Linked DNA regions of Homo sapiens: region 2 is linked to region 1. The links are chromatin loops, found by intact Hi-C in ENCODE. Cell type or tissue: PC-9. All regions are shown on one strand.

Region 1 (2,500 bases):
TAGGTCCCTGGTCACATCTGCCAGCTTTTTCCACCAAAGCCCCCCAGGACCTCTCTGCCACAGCTGGGAGAACCCGTGCTTCTTTTTGCAGGAAGCTGGGATTAGGTTTAAGCCAGGCTTGAGCAGGGACCAGCCACCTAATTTCATGCAGCTTCAATAGCTCTTGGCTGTCTCCTCACTGGCAACAGAGTGAGACTGGGTGGTTTTCACAGGCCCTGACAGCTCAATAGTGTTAGAAGCCATCTGTGCCCAGGGAGAAGTCACTTAACTTCCTGATTTCTTCTACTGAAAGGACAAACTCCACTTCCCCCCTCTTTTCAAGTGGTTCTTCAGAGTGTTGGACATACACAGTCTAGACCAGGAGTGGCTCTGGGTCTCTTTGGTTAAGGCAAATGGAATTATTTTTGCGAGTACAACTGAGGAACTGAAGCTGGTGTCGATTATACTAAGAGTGGGCTTCCATGACAGCCACAGCCACATTCATGGACAGTGAGGCCTAGAGAAACTGGACGATATGATGGAAAGAGAGTAAGTGAGGAAACCGAGTCTATTACTGACTTGCTGTGTCTTCCAGGGCAAGCTGCTCCCTGAAACTTCAGTTTCCTCATCTGTAAAAGACAGATGACAAACCTGCCCCTGTCTCCTTCACGTCTGTATTTAGCGCACTTCCAAGTACCACACAAAAGCAAGGGTAAAGGGGCCTTGGGTTAGACAGTTCACAGAAAGAATAATACAGCTCAAATCATTCCCAAATATCAACTGGGGTTTTGAAAACATGAGGTTATCACAAGCCAAGAGTCTCAGAAAGTCTTAGCTATTCAGTAAGGGCAGTCTCCACCTCCTTCCTGCCCTCTCTTTACATGTCAGATTCACTCATCCTATCGCCAAAAGCCAGCTGGACTTCATTTCTTAGGACTGACTCATCTGTTTCAGCCGCCAACTGTTAGCGATGCCTAAAGCCAGTTTATGCTTATGCAAGGGCGCCCTCTGGTGGACAACTGGGCACCGCAGGGATGGGAGGTGGGAAAGACCCAAGACATGGTCTGGGATGAAGCCTCCTTCCCCACGCACCTGTCTCGGACCACATTGATGGTTCTTAGGCCCAGGGCTGCGGCGATCTGGATGACTGCTTGCCCCACTCCGCTGTTGGATGCATTCTGGATGACAGAATCCCCTGTGGAGCCAGGAAGAGAACCAAATCAAGCCCTGTATAGATCTGCAATAGGTCAAAGGCTCCCAGCCGGGGATCCTTCTGTAGGCAAGGGAGTCCTCAGGCTCAACAGGGACCCAGGACCTGGCTGCTGAGTCTTCTCAGACCTTCCACTGTTTCTCACTGTTCTCCTAATGCCTCCTAAACTTCCACAACACTCACGATGCCTCCCAGGACTTGGCAACTCAGCATCTACACTGGATATAATTTAGACCCTGCCCTGCTATGTAAAATATTTTATAGCCTTCGTCATCCTCCCAACTTTTATGTCCTCAAGTCTTTACTTAGGTTATTTCCTTGGTTTGCAATGTTTCCCTCCTTCTCTCTTCCTTCCTATTGAAATCCTGTAGATCCTTTGAAGCGCAGCTCAAGTGCAGCCTTCATGAAGCCTTCCTGGATTGTTCCCTCTATGTGCTCCCACAGTGCTCTGTGGGCATCTGTATTAATGCACATACCACGGTCTGCCCCATCTTACACTTCATTGTATATAGGTCCATTTCTATCAACAGCTTGCAGCTTCTTGAGAGGGAAGGGTCATGCCCTATTCCTCTCTGCAGTGTTTAATAAAGGTGCACTGCCTTGAAATGGGATTACAGCTGCGCTGGAGAAACTGGCAGCCCCTGAAACAGGGTCCTACAGTTCTGTGGCAAAGCCCAGGTTTAGCTTTGGACCTGGCCATTGGGGAAGGCGGTGTGACATGCTGGGAAAAATGTGGGCTCTGGAATGAGACAGATCTGGGCATGAGTCTCAGTTTCACCAATGATTGTAACTAAACAGACAGGGCAAGTCATGACCTCTGTGAACTTCAGTTTCCTTCCCTTAAAATATAATCCCAGCTACTAGGGAGGCTGAGGCAGGAGAATCGCTTGAACCCGGGAGGTGGAGGTTGCAGTGAGCTGAGATCGCGCCACTGTACTCCAGCCTGGGTGACAGAGCGAGACTCCCTCTATTAAAAAAAAAAAGTGCCCCCGATTAGAGTCAAATGCATCGTGTCCGGGAAAGTGCTTTGTTGAATTTGAAATGCTATCTGGTTTTTGAGAGGCAGCAGGGATCTGTCACACAACGGGCTGAAACTAGAGATAGAGGACTTCCTGGAAGAAGAATGCCCACTCGTCTTCACCAGGGGTCAACGTACAGGTTGTCACCCACCAGTGGATTATGAATCAATCTAGTTGGTTGCAAGCACCTTTTTTTTTTAAAGTTAAAATTGAGAAGAGAATAAAAAATAACAGAGTATGTCACACATAGTAAGGGTATTTCACGAAACTTTGGTTTCCATTATATATATAT
Region 2 (2,500 bases), 560 kb before region 1:
GGCTCATTGAACCTCCACCTCCAGGATTCAAGTGATTCTCTCCCACCTCAGCCTCCAGAGTAGCTGGGACTACAGGCATGTGCCACCATGCCCAGCTAATTTTTGTATGTTTAGTAGAGACGGGGTTTTGCCATGTTGGCCAGGCGGGTCTCGAACTCCTGATCTCAGGTGACCCGCCCGCCTTGGCCTCCCAAAGTGCTGGGATTACAGGTGTGAGCCATCATGCCCAGTCCAAATTAGTCTTTCTTGGCCTCCTAAATCTAAAATTAAATGTCTTTCTACATTGCAAGGAAAAGCTCTACAAAGTTCCCGTTTTTCTATCTTGAATAATCTATGCTTCTGTGAAAACAGAATTTAGTTCTCAAATGCCACAATACATAAGTACCCTAATATGTTATAGTCCTTGACATTTAGAGGAGCCTTAAGAAGGAGGAGATGCTTTCATTCAATTATATGTTTTGTATAACGATTACTTCTATTTTGCTGATGGACAAACTGAGAGGAATCCACTTAGAAGAGTAGAAAAAAGTTTTAGAGGCACATGTAACTGGGGTTGGGTCACTGTGTGATTTCAGGCAAAGTAACCTCTCTAAACCTATTTCATTATCTGTACAACGGGACTGACAATATCTAACTTGTGGGGCTGTGATAATTAAATCATAGAATACTCGATAGTGCATAAGCTGTGCCTCGTTAGTCTGAGTAGGTTTCAGAAAAAGATATTAATATTGAAGGAAGTGACTGGTGCAAGTCTCCCCACCATCCTTATCCAAAAGCAGCCATCCCTAGTAAATGTTTGCACTAAAAATACAGGACACACTTATTTATGACTTTCCAAACAGCTTATTAAATAAATAAATAACACTGAGCTTTATTTAAAGGTTCCAGCCAGGTGCAGTGGCTCATGCCTATAAGAACATTTTGGGAGGCCAAGGCGGGAGAATCATTTGAGGCCAAGAATTCAACAGCAGCCTAGGCAACACAGCCAAACACTGTCTCTACAAAAAAACTTAAAAATTAGCTGGGTGTAGTGGCTCATACCTGCAGTCCCAGGAGGCTGAGGCAGGAGGAGTGCTTGAGCCCAAGAATATAGGTTGCAGTGAACTATGATTATGCCACTGCACTCCAATATGGGCAACAGAACAGGACCCTGTCTCAAAAACACAAAAATAAAAATAAAGGTTTCCTTACTATTAAGTGACATTTACTGTATTAATGTCAATACAGTAACAACACTCAAATTATCAGAAACTGTAAAAATTTCCAGTTTTTACTGGAAATAAAAACTGGGCCGGGCGCAGTGGCTCATTTCTATAATCCCAGCACTTCGGGAGGCTGAGGCGGGCGGATCACTTGAGATCAGGAGTTCGAAACACAGCCTGGCCAACATGGCAAAAACCTGTCTCTACTAAAAATACAAAAAGTAGCCGGGCATTGTGGCACACACCTGTAATTCCAGCTACTTGAGAGGCTGAGGCAGGAGAATCGTTTGAACTGGGGAAGCAGAGATTGCAGTGAGCCGAGATCGTGCCACTGCACTCCAGCCTGGGTGACTCTGTCTCAAAAAAACAAAACAAAACAAAACAAAAACAAAAACTGCAAGGGGGGTGAGGTGACTCATGCCTGTAATCCCAGCACTTTGGGAGGCCAAGGTGGGAGGATCACTTGAGCTTAGGAGTTTGAGACCAGCCTGGGCAATATAGTGAGACCCTGTTTCTACAAAAAATTTAAAAATTAGCAGGGCGTGGTGGCACACGCCCGTAGTTCCAGCTACTCAGGAGGTATAGGTGGGAAGACTGCTTGAGCCTAGGAGGTTGGAGGTGCACGGGGCCAAGACTGAGCCGCTGCACTTCAGACTGGGCGACAGAGAGAGAACCTGTCTCAAAAAAAAAAAAAAAAAAAAAATTCCCTCCTGAGTTTGAAGATAAAGCAAAGATTCTAGAAGCATTTAAGGAACATTAACCAAGCATCTCATTTGCTACGCACAGAAGGGTACTGTATTAAAATTATGATCTAACTAACCATTGCCTCACTGTAATCCTAAGCCTCTTTGAACCTTAGCCTTCTTAAATGTAAAATAGGAGTTTTTAAAAGATGATCTTTTGGGACTCTTCCATCACTGACATTCTTTTATTTGAGATGCAGAGATCTGTGCTCATTCAGGGTTGAGTGGAATGGGATTTAAAGCACTTATCAAGTACATAACTGAGTTCCAACTGTTTTCAACTTCACATCTGATTCCCAAGAATGAAGCAGAAAATGAAGATGTTTGCATATGGGCTTCCTAGATTGAGTATCTGACACAAGAAAAGCTTGCCAAGAGCCAAGTAGGCAGTGCGAAGGAGAAGTTGTCTTCCCCTGAATACGTCCTTTATCTCTCTGGGTTCAGGGAATACTGTGAAAAAATGGATCACTAAATCTTTTCCAAACCCTTTCCCTTTACTTTGTAGGCTGATCTCATATCCATGGTCCCTTAGATCCAAGGCTTTTAGGAGCTTGG

What was found. A loop is a pair of places that touch in the nucleus more often than their neighbours do. Peaks named below come from ENCODE experiments on the same cell type or tissue, not always from the same donor. Only the 100,000 strongest peaks of a DNase experiment are listed, where the experiment ranks them.
Region 2: it touches region 1 in a loop (4-fold over the local background); 5 of 110 quality-filtered maps call a loop at or near these places.

What each region holds. Positions count from the first base shown.
Region 1 is chr1:29,202,060-29,204,559 of GRCh38, forward strand. MECR (mitochondrial trans-2-enoyl-CoA reductase) reads right to left here. Exons shown (of 10, transcript NM_016011.5): 5 at 1,072-1,174. Among named protein-coding and RNA genes, the nearest start is that of SRSF4, 21 kb to the left of the region's middle. RefSeq lists a silencer at 973-1,062. In PC-9, a CTCF peak has its summit at 1,000 (motif pointing left); a DNase peak (open chromatin) is centred at 912; H3K4me3 peaks cover 420 bases; H3K27ac peaks cover 695 bases.
Region 2 is chr1:28,639,911-28,642,410 of GRCh38, forward strand. All of the region lies in intron 1 of TAF12 (TATA-box binding protein associated factor 12), which reads right to left. Among named protein-coding and RNA genes, the nearest start is that of TAF12, 1.9 kb to the right of the region's middle. In PC-9, a CTCF peak has its summit at 1,148; no DNase peak of the experiment used is centred here; H3K4me3 peaks cover 598 bases.